Linked DNA regions of Homo sapiens: region 1 is linked to region 2. Evidence: chromatin loops called from intact Hi-C (ENCODE). Cell type or tissue: PC-3. All regions are shown on one strand.

Region 1 (8,000 bases), 220 kb after region 2:
TTTCACAGACCTTCCAACCTGATGGTGCCTTTGCTGAAATTAATTATAGAGAAAAATGAGCAAGCAAAAAAATTTATAACAACATATTTAAGGATTTTCAGGGATAAGGATGTGCCTTTAGAAGAGATGACTTCTACTGACATTGAATAGATGCAAGAGTTCAAAAAGAACTTTAAAAATAAGATATACTCTGAAAGCAAGTCATTTAGAGACCAAGCAAAAAGACTTTCTAGAAATAAAAATATATGATTTATAAATTTTAATAAACTGAAAAGGGTATAGGTGTAGCTAAATACCAATTTAGATCTTAAAAATCCAATGGACAAATGAGTTTGCAACACAGAACAAACACACAGAGTTTGAATCCCTAATTCAATGTGCTAAGAACTAAGCCTCTTCATTTTATTGTTGTCCGCAAACTTGAATCAACAGTGACTAAACTTCACAATCCCATGTTATGATTCAAAAAATGTCAAACCCCAAGTAAAATTCTTGAGGTAAATTCCAGTTTCAGATGCCTAATGAGGTATTCATAAATTAAAGATTTTAATCAAATATTTTATTTTATGATCCCCTCAGTGTGATACAAAGGAACCCCAAAAAAACATTGAACTATGAATTCATAGTTTGTTATTGTTAGTATTAGTGGTGGTGGTGGTGGTGTGTGTGTTTCCCTGTATTTTAGATGTCTCCTGTCTCAGAGAAACGACAGCTGTCTTCTCCAAAGATTGTTTAAGCACAAACAGGACATTTTGCTCATTCATTGTTGTTTGTCACACAAAGAAGTTGCTTTTGTATTTTGTGGTACTGCACTATTAAGGCTGAATTTCTTTTCAAATAAAAATCTGACTCAAGGGAGTGAACAGCTCCATGCTCTAAGCAGGGTTAACCACTGTTTTCAAAAGCTCTGGCAGGGAGATGGAAGCTTGGAGGTAAATTGAAAGATATAGTTTACCAAATGCTTGGGCAAACCTCACTGAGAAGGACATAAATGGATGGTAGCTCCAGGAGTTGTAAGCAGAAGAGGCAGTAGTGACATTGGGGTTGGTCTTTTCACTGCATCAAAGTGCACCCATCTCTCTCCAGTAAGTCTGGGATACAGCTGGCCAGAGGCACATTAAGATCACGTGCAAAAGCAGAAAAACAGGAACTGAAAACCAAGTTCAACAAAAGAGGGAGAAATAAATGAAGGAACCAGGACTGAGTACCACGTTTGGCTCTGAGATTTACTAGAAGGTAACCTCAGAAAGAAATGAAACGTGGTAAATTACTTAGTCCTTATTATCAAAAAGGATGAGGTCAACCTAGGTCTTTCTTGGCATTACCTATACTATAAATTTCTCAAATGAGACTTTTTACACAGGGGGCAATGAACAATAAGCCTAATAACACACAAAAGTAGATTATTAAAGTGGTGCTTCTGAAGTGCTATAATCATCATCTTCACCAGGGCTTTGTAAATTATTTCTTTCCACAGGATTAAAAACTTCAATGAACAATATCTCCCTTCTGTTTTGGCTTTAGAAATCAGGTTGTTATTGGTGGAACTGTACCCCTCCCACACCCCCAATTCACATGGTGATGTTCTAACCCGCAGTACCTCACAATGTGACCTTATTTGGAGATAGGCATTTTTTAGAGGTAATCAAGTAAAAATGAGGTCATTAGGAAGGCCTAACCCAAGATGACAGTGTCCTCTATGAGAAGGAGGAATTTGGACATAGACACACACAAGGCGAACATCATGTGAAGATGAAGCCAGAGACCAGGATGCTGCTTCAACATGCCGAAGAACACCAGAGACTTCCAGAAAACCACTAGGAATTCAGTGAAAGGGATGAAACAGCTGCTCCCTCACAGCCCCTCAAAGGAACCATCCCTGCCAACATGTAGATCTCAGACTTCCAGCTTCCAGAGCTGTTGGATGATAAATGTGCGTTACTTAAGCCACTCAGTTTGTGGTACTTTGTTACGGCAGCCTAAGAAACTAATACTCAGGTTTTTATAATGTCAGGTTGAGCCATCCTCCACATCTACTTTCTCTGGCAGTGACCATTTCTGATCAGGGACTGAATAGAAGATTCTAGTTATTTAATTACAAACAAAATAATTGAGAGAAGAATGCAGTCAAGATAATTCCAAGAACAGCCCATGACCTGGAGCCCAGTGCCCAGCTTCCACAGCAGTGATGTGTTCACATCAGGCCAGATTCTTCCATAAAAAGTTCACATTTCTATAATAAAAAGTTCACATGTTTTCTTTGGTCTTGTCCTATTTTATATTGGTTCCCCTTTATGACAAGAGTCTAGAGACCAGAAAGAACTGGTCCAGGACCAAATTAAATAAAGCTTGAAATCTCTGTCACTTACCTGATCCCTAATTATGGGTAGAGAAGCCCTACAGACAAGCTTTTTCCAGCTCAGGTAATGTTGCTGTATGGCCCCAGCAACTTTTTTTATGACTTGGCTAAATTTTGCCAAGTATTTGCTTGGTGTCACATTTATGAGCTTACTTAAGAATCTTTTGTGCAAACTTTTCGAAGGCTTACTTGATGGACTAGCTCCAGAACTAGATTCCTGGGGCCCACTACACAGTGTTTGAATAAGGCCAAAAGGTAAAATGTGTCTCCTAGTTGTTTTCTTGTATCTTCCCTCCCTCTCCTCCCCCTGCAAAGATGTCTTCTTTCCTCCTTTCGTACTGGTCTTCTGACAAACAAGTTAGCTAATTACCAATAAGCAAAATTCCCTTGAATATCTGCCATTGTTCAGTGTTTTCCTGGGCAGGGGTCTGATCTCTATGGAGAGGCTTTAAGTTTTAGAACTTGTACAAAGCTTCTGCGCCTTGTGGTGGTGATGGTGGTGGTGGCATGTGTGTGTGTTTCTGAGAGAGAACTACTCCTCTGGCCACCTATTTAGTGAGTGAAAATATCTCAGCCTTGCAAGCAACTGCCTAGAATGTTTGATTCAACCTCTACTCCAATACTTTCTATCCCAATGAAAATTATAGCTATAACATCTTTGCCAGCTGATTGTACAGCTCTCATCAAACCATTCCTGTGTTAAAGTGGGCCCTGCCTTTCATGTAGCCCATGAAATTGCACCTCATTCTCACTGTTGGACGTTCTTTCTTGAATCTAGCTAAAACTACCTGCTTGCCTCCTGGAATCTCACTTATATAGGCATGCATCTACACAAAGTGAATGAGAAGGCCAAATTAACTGTTACTCATTCAGACATAAAATCTTCCTGATTCTTCACTCAGATGCAAGGGCTATCTTGGTCAAAATACCCTCAATTATCTGTATAATTTGTGTCCAGATTCCATCTTCTCCTTTATTCTATAGATCACAAAATCTCATCTCACTGACTTCTCATGAGGGTGGCCCAGGCCCGGACTGGACTAGGTGACTTCTACCAAGTTATATGGCTGTGAATGTTAGAGTCAGAGGAAATTTTAAAAATCTATCATCTCCATGATGCAAAATATAAACATGGCCTGTGAATCTCAGAAGTTGTAGAGATGATGCCTACGTGCAAGGCTTTGGAAGACAAATATCAGGATTAGCAAGAATAAAGGCATGCCACACAGGAGAAGAAAAAAATCTAGCCAGGAAGACTGACTCCCATGGCATCCTCTACATGGGGAAAGGAGCCTTCAGAGACTGACATTTTGGTGCATCAGGAGGCATTTCTGCTTCCACATGAGATTTACTGACTATAAAAATGATTGGATTCTGTGTTCTATAATTTAAAATTATGATCCTGTAACATTATAAGAAAGTGTCTGGTAAGAGGTGTCTGCTCTTCAAACATGTCAGATATGCCGCAGATGGCTGAGATAGGAATTGGAGGTGGGGTTGTAACAGAAAGGTGGTGTTGCACGATGCCTCCTCCAGAAGTGTTGCATAGGCCTGCTGACCCAGGGAGAGGTTACGCAAACATCTGGCCTTGGGTCAGAGAGGGCTCTGCAAGCTCCAGTTATCCACTTCAGTCACTGTTTTACATAATCCCATCATTTTGTAAATCATTTCATTGATACCAGCACTTTCACAGAATTGTTTTATTTGAACAACTCAGAGGAAGGCCACAGCAGAGGGTCCCAAGTTTTTGATAGATGAGAAAATTGAGAAGTTTAGTGATTCCTCCAAAGCCACCTAAGAAGTCTGCAGCAGAGGTAAGTCTTTTACTCCTGATCCTTTATCTTTCTGTTCTTGCTTACACAGGTGAAGGAGGTAGGTTAATCCCCTGGATTATCCTGGTATTGTCCCACTTACCCCTTTTGCTCAGTGTCATGTGGCTGTGACCAAGTAGACCACATCCAGGAGAAGTGACCTGCCATCCCACCTCACAGACAACTTCACCTCCCCAGCACCATCCTAGACCTTTTGAAAGACTGAACTGGAGTTCTAAACATTCATTAATTTAGTTGGAGTATTTTTGTTTTCTCCTCAAGAGAGTGAAAAATGGCCATTGTGAGAGAATAATGTCAAATATTCCTACAAGGGCAAAGGCAGAGTCCAGAATCACAGCTGAATCCTCCTTGTTCCATTTTTATGTGTGAATTCTTAAACCACACAGATTACATTACAAGTTGGGAATGCCTCCACCTGACTAAATATATATGTGTACACATTGGCATCCATCTCCATTAACATAATATTAGCCATTACGGGAGCATTACAACATCATCCTGCTCACAAATGTGACACAGAACAGAGTGTCACAGACACCTCAATGCACTGGACGCTTAAGTCAAATGGAAAGTTAAAAACACCTTCTGCAAGCAGCCACTGGCATTACTTCATATTTATGTTAGTTTTGCTAATCTAATCGAGTGAACTTTTTCCCTAAGAGAATATAATAGGAATATTTTATTTGAAAATTTTATGTAGTAAGCAGCTGTCTAAAGTCTTAATTTCTGTTTTCAGTAGGGTAAGTGGCAAATGCAACCAGGAAGAAAAAAATAGCAGTTTCCCAAGTGCTAGTAAGGGCAGCAGGCAGTGGAAAATCCATGCAAAGTCTTTCCAGGAAACCATTCCTACGGATCATGGGGGAAATACTTAAATGCTGGTATAGAAAAATATATCCATGCATTTCTTAATGAGGTTGAGCAAAAGAGTTGGAAAAGCCCCCAGCAATCAGGGAACAGAGGTAGAGAGAGGGAAAGTAGCTTGAAAAAGTCATTAGCAGGAGAAGGATAGCCACAATCAAGGACCTCGGCCCTGGCTCCAGGGGACTGTTTGCAGGAATTGCCTACTTTGTGCTGACATCTGGGGTGCACTGCAGGAGGAGAATGCCATTACACCCCCTGCTATTGCTCCAGCCACAGAAATGGCCATGTGCTGCATGGTGACCTACCACATCCTGTAGTTCCTTTCACTAATACTTGCCTGATCAATTACATAGCAGATATAGGGTCATGTCACAGGTTCTGTCTTTTTCTGCCATAGAAATTCAAACAGGACCCTAGCATAGTATTTATCTATATCTTGCATGAATTAAATGAGTTGAGCTGATACAATGAAAAGAGAAGGAATGTGAGGGGTAATCAGTCCTGGATTCCTGTCCTTGTTTAGGTACAACTTTGGAAAAATTACCCAGTCCCTGAGCCTCTTAAACCAGGAAAATATGTTTATCATAATTTTTCATGAAAATTACATGATATAATATATAAAACATACCTATCCTGAGGGAGTTAGGAAGTGGGTGTCAGTAGTAATTACATATTGGGAGTCAAGATATAATCTTAACGCATTCTATTGATGATAGCAACAAGCAATAATCTCATTGGTTGCTATGTTCTGAGGCAGCCTGCATCTTGAATTAGAAGAAGGTCATGGCCCCAGGAACAGAGTATAGACCTTAAAAAGAAATACATGCACAAAACACCATTTCTGAAGATAATCCCAGGGACCCAGAGCTATAAATTCCAGATATTTCTTCCTCAGTGGTGCCTAATCCACCTGGCCTCACCCATCATACCATGCACCTATTCTTCACTACAGCCACCTCTATCTTGGGCTCCATGTTCCCCACCTTAGCTCCTGGTATAGGTGCCTTTGTTTAAACACCAGCACATAATATAGAACTTGACCTACTGGTATTCATTAAACTGGTGTAAAATGAGTGAACTAAGTGACCAGTTTTGAATCTGCTTTTCATGACAACACTCCAGCATGTTCTTTGATTTGAAATTGAAACTCTTGAAGATGGGAGAAAAGAAGGAAAGCAAGTTCAGGGCTTTTATCTCCCTGACTTCCTTCTTTCAGGGCTGCCTTAGGCTGCTTGGGTCCCTCACCAAAGACCAGTGCTCCTTGCAGTGGGCCCCTCAATACAACACACTCCTCCCAAGTTCCATTAACTGCTCCCTCCGTTTGTCAATTGAGGAGTAGGGGTGGCCACAACCCTGCTGTTACTAGCCTCTTGTGCATAGCCTCTTGTGTTTTTCTTACCTAGAATGGCCACTCACCCTACTTTTCGCAGAAATGGAGTGTTGTGAAATCCTCTCATTCGGATGAGAGGGCTCTCAGTACTAAAACAGTCTTGGGCAAACTGGATGGTGAGTCACCCTACCTACGTCCTGCACACACCTTTGTAAATAGCTCCTTTACTAAACCTTCCTTTTATCACTCTGGTTGAAAAGAGTCATCCACTTTCTTTTTGGGACCTTGAATAATTCATTATCAAAAATCACACCCTATTTTGTCTTCTGCAAGAATTGTTGATGTGAGGCTACCTATGAACACATTCCCTCCTCTGGGGAGAAAGCCCACCTACAATTGGAGACAGTAAGGCCAGTACACCAGGGGCAGCAGAAATGAGAGACAGCAGTGGAGGAAATCCCTGTCTCCTCAGGACCCAGAGTCCAGCCCAGGGATGCTGGCTCCTGAGTGCTTCTTTTTTCTGCAAGGCAGTCATGTCTTTCCCAGCCATACCAGCCAACAAATTCCTAACTTGTAAAAAAAGGACCACTGCCGCTTCAACCAGTTTTGCCTGAGACAGTTCTGTGTACTTCTGTGTGTAGGCCAGGAATGAGAGACCAAAGTGAAGTCTCCCAAAGCATCTCCCTAGCCTAAGTCAGGATGAGAGAAGAGTACATCAGTGGTAAAATATGGCAGCCTTTTAAAAATGTTTTTCAAAACACAACAACACATGCTGGCAAGGCTGCAAGAGAAAAGGGAAAGCTTATACAATTTTGGTGAAAATGTAAATTAGCTCAGTCACTGTGGAAAGCAGCTTGAAGATTTCTCAAAGAACTCAAAACAGAACTACCATTTGAATGAGAAATCCCATCACTGGGTATATATTCAAAAGAAAATATATCATTCTACCAAAAATACACATGCACTCACATGTTCATCACAGCACTATTCACAATAACAAAGACATGGAATCGACCTGTGTGTTCATCAATGGTGGGCTGGATAAAGAAAATGTGGTACATTTACATGATGAAATACTATGTAGTCATGAAAAAGAATAAATACATGTCCTTTGCAGCAATATGGATACACCTGGGGGCCATTATCCTTGGTGAATTAATGCAGGAACAGAAAACCAAATACCACATGTTCTTACTTTAAGCGGGAGCTAAACAATGGATATTCATGGCATAAAGATGGAAACAGTAGACACTGGGGACTACTAGAGGGTGGAGAAAGGGATGAGGCAAGGGCTGAAAAACTAATTATTGGGTACGAAGCTCAGTACTTGGTTAATGTGATCAATTATACCCTAAACCTCAGCATCCCACAATATACCCAAGAAACCAACCTGCACATGTATCCCCTGAATCTAAGATAGAATCTAAAATTATTTTAAAATGTTTTTCAATAACTATTAATTGAACATGTAATGTCAATTGCTCTGCTTAGTTCTTAACAGAGATTACCTGATTTAGTCTTCATTACACTCCCTGAGCGGGTTATTATTTACATTTTATAGAGGAAGAAATGGAAGCCCAGACAAGTTGATTCACCTGCGCAGTCATATCCCTTGGAA
Region 2 (8,000 bases):
CAGCATCCAATATATGGTACTGTTTCTCCCATAGCCAGGATTCATGGGTTCAGGAATCAAGGGATAGAAGTGGAAGTGGCACCACTCACCATCACCCATAACGATCCACTAGCAAAATTTTTGATTCTTGCTCATGCAGCACTGCATTCCGCTGGCTTAGAGGTCTTAGTTCCAGAGGGAGGAATGCTGCCACCAGGAGACAACAATTCAATTAAACTGGAAGTTAAGATTGCCACCTGGACACTTTGGGCTCCACCTACCTTTAAGTCAACAAGCTAAGAAGGGAGTTACAGTGTTGGCTGGGGTGGTTGACCCGGACTATCAAGATGAAATCAGCCTGCTACTCCCTAACAGAGGTAAGGAAGGGTATGCATGGAATACAGGGGATCCATTAGGGCATCTGTTAGTATTACCATGCCCTTTGATTAAGGTCAATGGGAAACTACAACTGCCCAGTCCAGGCAGTACTACAAATGGTCCAGACCCCTCAGGAATGAAGTTTTGGATCAATCCACTAGGAAAAAAAAGCCATGACCTGCTGAGGTGCTTGCTGAAGGCAAAGGGAATACAGAATGGGTAGTAGAGGAAGGTAGTCATCAATACCAGCTACAACCACGTGACCAGCTGCAGAAATGAGGAGTGTAACTGTCATGAGCATTTCTTCCTTTTTTGTTAAAAATATGTTTGTGCATATATACACTTGTACTAAGAAAATATCTTCATTTTATTTTCTTTTACTTTATTATGTGATATAAGATTTATTGACTTCATATCAGTATTTAAGTATTGTTAACTTTATGTAATAGTATTTGGGTTGGGAATTGGTGTGTTTCTGGTTGTACGAAGGATAGTTGTATTATGTTAGGCATAATTATGACCTTATTATTGTCTTTATTTGAAGATTATGTATGATCTCAGGAGATGTGTATGGTTTCTGGTTGACAAGGGCTGGACTTGTGATGGTTAATACTGAGTGTCAACTTGATTAGATGGAAGGATGCAAATTACTGGTCCTGGGTGTGTCTGTGCTAGTGTTGCCAAAGGAGTTTAACATTTGAGTCAGTGGACTAGGGAAGGCAGACCCACCATTAATCTGGTCGGCACAATCTAATCAGCTGCAAGTGAGTATAAAGCAAGCAGAAAAATATCTAAAGGTGAGACTGGCCTACCCTCCCAACTAGATCTTTCTCCCGTGCCAAATGCTTCTGGTCCTCAAATATTGGACTCCAAGTTCTTCAGTTTTGAGACTCGGACTGACCCTCCTTGCTCCTCAAGCTTTCAGACAGCCTATTGTGGGACCTTGTTATCATGTAAGTTAATACTTAATAAACTCTCATGATGAGAGTTTATTAAGGAGATATATATATATATGTATGTATATATATACATATATATACACACATATATATATATATACACATGTATATATATACATATATATATATCAGTTCTGTCCCTCTAGGGAACCCTGAGTAATACACTCTGTATAAGTGGGAAGATAATGCTTTCATTCTCTCCAAATTAATAAGTCAAGTCAATACAATTCTAATCAACATAGAGACCAATGTTAGTGTTTTAAAGGAAATTATTCTTCATTTGGATGATTTTTAAAGGTAAAATTTCTATAGAAGAATAAAAATCAATAAATAGCTGAGTTAATCTTTTTTTTTTTTTTTTTTGTGACGGAGTCTCGCTCTGTCTCCCAGGCTGGAGTGCAGTGGTGCGATCGCGGCTCACTGCAAGCTCTGCCTCCCGGGTTGACGCCATTCTCCCGCCTCACCCTCCTGAGTAGTTGGGACTACAGGCGCCCGCCACCACGCCCGGCTAATTTTTTTGTATTTTTAGTAGAGACGGGGTTTCACAGTGTTGGCCAGGATGGTCTCCATCTCCTGACCTCGTGATTCGCCCGCCTCGGCCTCCCAAAGTGCTGGGATTACAGGCGTGAGACACCGCGCCCGGCGAGTTAATCTTTATAAAATGAGTTAAGCAGGGGAAATTACACTGCTGGATATTAAAACATACTACAAATAAATAATGAGAAAAATATAAGTACAGATATAAGAACAGACAAATAGACCAATAGAACAGAACTCAGAATTCATAGATAAATGAAAATTGTAACTTAATATATAATGAGCATATTAAAATCAATAGGAAAAAAGAGGCTGTACAAAATGACGTTGGGAAAAAGCCTTACTTTATGAAGAAAAATACAACTTGTTCCTTATCCTTTAATGTATGCAAAAATTAGTTAAAACTTTTCTTCAAAAAGTAAAACAAGAAAGTTAATGGAAGAGAATATATGTACAATACTTTTGGACCTTGGGTAGTGGTATTTAGCAAAACCCAATAGCACATACAATAGGAAAAATATGGGTTTGATTACAGCAAATGTACATATTTCTGCTTAATGAAGAACATTGGACAGAATTTTCATGCACATTGGGAGAAAATATTTACAATGAATATAAGTGTAGGAGATGATAATCTAAGATATATAAGGAAATCATTTAAATCAATCAGAAAAAGAGTATCCTACAGAAAAGTGAGCCATGGGTATAAATATGTATATGAACAGATACTGAATAACATTGTTTATTAAAGAAATGCAAATTAAAACTAGAAATAAGTATCACTGTCACACATCAGATTGGCAAAATTTAGAAAGCTTGATAGTGCCAAGTTTTAGCAGCAGTAGAGGCTTCATAGTGCCAAGTTTTAGCAGCAGTAGAGAATTTTTATGTATTGTTTGTACACGTGTAACTGTTGCTGCTTTTCTGAAAGCAACCTGTCAGTTTTTAGTTACATTAACTCAACTTATACCCTATGACTCAGCAATTCTGTTGCTAGGCATATATCTCAGTGAAATTCTCACAGATGTCCATAGAGATTATGTACTAGGGTGTGCATTGAAACATTGTTTAGCTGTACACAGTAGAAAATAACATCCATTCATTGGGGAAAGAGATGGGCAAAAACTAGTGGGTGCACACTGTGGAATACTATGCAGCAGTTAGAATAAGAGAAAAAAACCTAGATGCATGCACAACATCATGCATAAAGACGCATAACTCAGTGCTGATACAACATGTTAAAACAGAATGAGTGAAATATCATACTGCAATTAAGATGGCATGTGTCAAAAAGACAGAAAATAACAAATGCTGGAGAGGGCACCAGCAGGGGGAACCCTCCTACAGTGTGGGTAGGAATGTAAATTAATATAGCCACTGTGGAAAGTAGTAGAGAATTTCTTCGAGAAAACTAAAAATTGAACTACCTTATGATTCAGCATTCCCACTGCTGGGTACAGAGCCAAAAGAAAGGAAATCAATATGTTGAAGAGATGTCTGCAGCACTCCCATGTTCATTGCAGCGCTATTTACAATAGCCAAGATATGGAATCAACGAATGAATGGATAAAAATGTGGTATGTGTGTGTGTGTGTGTGTGTGTGTGTGTGTGTGTGTGTGTGTGTGTGTCTGTCTGTGTATATATACACAATGGAATATTATTCTGCCACAAAAATAATGAAACCCTATCATTTGCAGCAACATGGATGAAACTGGAGGTCATTATATTAAATGAAATAAGGCAGTAACAGAAAGACAAATATTGCCTATTCTCACTCCTATGTGGGAGCTAAAAAATTGATCTCATGGAATTAGTGAATAGATGGTTATCAGAGGCTAGAAGAAGTTGTGGTGGGTAGGGGATAAAGAGGTATTGGTTAATGGATACAAAAATTCAGTTATATTGAGGAATAAGATCTACTGTTCATTAGCACAATTGGCCTACTATAGTTAACAATTTTTTTTTGTATGTTTCAAAATAGCTAGAAGAGTGGATTAGGAATGTTCCCAACACAAATGTATAATACATACTTGAGATGATGGATATCCTAATTACCTTGATTTGATCATTACGCATCATATGCATGTATCAAAATATGACATATACCCCATAAACATGTGTAACTGTTGTATATTTAAAAAAATAAAACAAAAAATACAGAATGACATCTGTAACTTGAAATCATTTTATTAATTAAAATGACATACATCCAAAACAAAACTAAATTTACATGAATATATCTCTCTCTGCCTCTACATATCTATATTATAGATATCTATATAGATGTCTATATTATATTATAAAGATATATATCAGATACTATATGATATCTATATATCAGATATCTATATTATAGGTATATATCTTACAGAATGTAACATATAGAGTATAAGTGAAATTACTTGGGAGGTAAAAGGAAATGAATGCATATTTTAAATAAGAGAATTACTGTATATGAACTGATCATAGAGTAAATAAACTGAGGAGCATAATTGGCTCAACTCTGCATCCGAAGATCAAAAATAACAGCATATTATGGCAAACAAAAAAAGAAACTGTTAGGGCTGCTACCAAGTACTAGACACTACAATTTTCACCACTGCTACTTCCAGACTTGATTGAGGTATCAGTGCCAGAAACCTGACCTTCCAGCCACCACTTGTGGCCACTTCCAAAGACAGAGTTCCCTCACCCCTCGCCCTCACATTACTATCTCCTGGGTTAAGATATGACATGAGTGTGACTGATTGGTGAATCCCACATCACCATGCTGTGCCCTAAATACAAGGAAGACTGGGAAAGAGAGTATCTAGCATTTTCACTCCTCATCATCAAATTAGGATTGGTCTCTGCACTTCACAACAAGACTGATAATGTGGGGAAGAATTGCCTAGATGTACTAAGGTATTCAGAAACTGGGTGGCCACAGTTAATGCCAAATATTTGCTTTTGTCAATTTATAGATTATTTGATTTGTTTTTTTGGACATGCTTCCAGGATTAATTACTACATAGTGTGAATCTGTGAACATACTACGATATATATCCACGTTGATTGATCTTTATTGTTTTCCTCTTAAAACGTGATGTGCCTATTAAATGTAGAGATTAAAGTATTTCTAAATTTTAGAAAAAATAGCTTGAAGTATGTTTTAAAATATTTTGTTCTTGTTCCAATTGCTCTATATTTTTCTTCAGGGACACCAATTATGCATATATTATCACCCCTTTGTAGGTTTCCCACACCTATCATCCTCCCATTAATCCTTCAAAATCTTAAAAAAATAATTTTGTTCAGGTTTTTTGAGCCTGCCGTCATTATTGCTATTGCTTTTTTTTTTTTCAAGCAGTCTTTCTACTCTTTTCTTTTCTGCTTCCTTTTGATGTTTTGTTTACCTCTTACATGTTTTCCCTTACCTCTGACAGTTTGGTGTTCTAATCTTTTACTCATTGTTTCTCTCTAGCTCCACATTGGACTTTTCCCCCATAAAGGCCCTATTTCCTCTAAATTCTCAAATTTTGTTGAAAATACGTGGCAAAATTTTCTGCTTCTTTATGGTGTACTTTTTATGGTGTGGTTCTTCATGTATCTTTTTTTTCTTTTTCTTTTTGAGACAGTCTTGCTCTGTCACCCAGGCTGGAGTGCAGTGGCACGATCTCGGTTTACTGCAATCTTCGCCTTTCTGAGTAGCTGGCATTACAGGCACCTACAACCATGCCCAGCTGATTTTTCCATTTTTAGTAGAGATGGGGTTTCACCTTGTTGGTCAGGATGGTTTCGAACTCCTGACCTCAGCTGATCCACCTGCCTCAGTCTCCCAAAGTGCTGGGATTACAGGCATGAGCCACCACACCAAGCCCTTCATCCATCTTTTTATTGTCCAGTTAAATTTCTCATTTTCTTTATAATTAAAAATATATGTTTCATAGATTTGACAAGTTGAATTATTTTTGTTACTGTGTTTTTTAAATTACCTTTGAACAGAGGGAATTCTTTCTGAACAAGATATTTATGAAAGAATTTTGTGGAGAAGGGATGAGTGGGTAGAAACGATGAACGGAAGCTCTTCTGAGTAGCAGGCAGGGAGTTTGAGAGTCTGTTTACCAACACTAACTCATGGAGTTGGTCCTGTGGGCAAAAACAAAAGCCAGGAGAAAATAAAACATCTTTTGCTTACAGTAAAACTACATGATGTTACAGGATTCAGATGTGTGTGTGTGTGTGTGTGTGTGTGTGTGTGCATGTGTGTTTGTGTGTCTGTGTGTTTGTGTGAGAGAGAGAGAGAGACTGAGACAGAGACACACACACACACACACACACACACACACACACACACACGCAGAGGTAATTTTAAGTTTCAGGGCTGTTTGATTGCCATTCTTTCTTTTTTTTTTTTGAGACGGAGTCTCGCTCTGTCGCCCAGGCTGGAGTGCAGTGGCGGGATCTCGGCTCACTGCAAGCTCCGCCTCCCGGGTTCACGCCATTCTCCTGCCTCAGCCTCCCGAGTAGCTGGGACTACAGGCGTGAGCCACCGCGCCTGGCCGATTGCCATTCTTTCTTTAGCACCTTGCCCACAATGGGCCTCTCCTTCTTCAAAGATAGTGCTCCTTTGCTATCCAACCATAGTTTGCTTAGTATGCCATAGAGTCTAACTGGATTCCAAGAGGCTTGTACAATGAGTTTATGCATACTTCTTGTATCTTTTCAAAGAAATAATCATTATGCACATCTGGCTCTGGCCCAAGGTCTTTGAAGCTAGGTGCCTTTTTTGGCATCCTCTCTTACTGTCATTACCATTTTATTTCTCCTAGCGGCCCTTATTTATACATTGTGGTTTGGAGTTATAGGTGTTCCATAGACTCATCAAAATAGCATACCTGTTTCTGTTTTATGTTCTCCTCGTTTGCTTCAGTCCATTTTATAGAGGAAAAAGAAAAAGAGTTATGTTAACTTTTTCGTCTAAAAACTGGAAGAGCAAGTGGCTTATGCCTGTAATCCTAGGACTTTGGGAGGCTGAGGAAGATGCTCTTGAGCCCAGGAGTTCAGGACCAGCCTGGACAACATGGTGAAACCCTATCTCTACAAAATAATAATAATAATAATAATAATACAAAAATTAGCTAGGCATGGTGGCATGTGCCTGTCGTCCCAGCTACTTGGGAGGCTGAGGTGGGAGGATTGTTTGAGCCCGGAAGGTTGAGGCTGTAGTAAGCCATGATCACGCTACTACACTCCAGCCTGGGTGAGAGAGCATGATCTAAAAAAAAGTAACAAAATAGATAAAATAAAAAATAATAAAAACTGGAAGAAGCCTCCTAAGTAATGATGCTGTGGCCACGAGGAGCTGAGTACCATCATGTGTGGTGGCCCATTTACTAAGAGTGATACCAACTTCAGGGCCTTGACTCAAGGTCATGTCCTCCAACTCCTAAAAAATATTAGATGGAGATAAACATTATAGTGATGAGCTCTTCGAACTGTGTCTCTCACTCAAGGCAATTCTTATCCATTATCCTTTATTCAGGAACCACGTGTATAAGTTGAGTACAAATTATCAGGCTATAGTCATTTGAAAATGTTAGTCTACTTGTATGTCCCTTGAAGATGATCAGCCAAGTCGCAAGGTAAACGAGCAACACTCTAATAGTCTGGCCTTTTTTGTTTGTTTCTTTATGCATATTTATTGTTTTGATGTAATCTTTGTTGGTTATTTAGAGCAGATATGATCACCATACCCCAAGTATTCTGAAACACGTGAGTCTCTCCCATGGACATTTGTTCTATTTCATTGCATTGACTAGGGACTACCTAGGGACAGGGTTGAAGGTTGTGGTTATGTAAACTCAGATCCTTCATCATGTATATTCCATCTGAAGACAGCAATTAGACACATAACTAAAATACAAAGAAAGTACCTAATCACTAACTTGTAGAGTTATGTGGTTTAAATAAGAAAATTCCCTGGTAGGTAGAAAACTGCTAATATTAGCTGTTTTATTGATATTATTTTCTATCATCATCACCATCATCATCAGTGCAAGGAGGTAGTAACATAATTCTATGAATTGACAGAGGTGGAAGAATTTGATTTGCTGCTAGATTGATTCCATGGATATTGACAATGACCGCAAATATGGTCCTTGGAT

Evidence for each region. Peaks named below come from ENCODE experiments on the same cell type or tissue, not always from the same donor. Only the 100,000 strongest peaks of a DNase experiment are listed, where the experiment ranks them.
Region 1: a loop joins it to region 2, with 14 times the contacts of the local background. A loop is called at or near these places in 2 of 110 quality-filtered maps.

Annotation. Positions count from the first base shown.
Region 1 is chr2:19,098,238-19,106,237 of GRCh38, forward strand. LOC124907738 (a long non-coding RNA gene) reads left to right here. Exons shown (of 2, transcript XR_007086235.1): 2 at 1,478-2,256. Among named protein-coding and RNA genes, the nearest start is that of LINC01376, 75 kb to the left of the region's middle. In PC-3, no CTCF peak of the experiment used is centred here; DNase peaks (open chromatin) are centred at 444, 4,624 and 6,544; H3K4me3 peaks cover 433 bases; H3K27ac peaks cover 4,064 bases.
Region 2 is chr2:18,881,111-18,889,110 of GRCh38, forward strand. The region is part of intron 4 of LOC105373456 (a long non-coding RNA gene); the gene reads left to right. Among named protein-coding and RNA genes, the nearest start is that of LINC01376, 140 kb to the right of the region's middle. In PC-3, CTCF peaks have their summits at 3,174 (motif pointing right) and 3,375; a DNase peak (open chromatin) is centred at 3,181.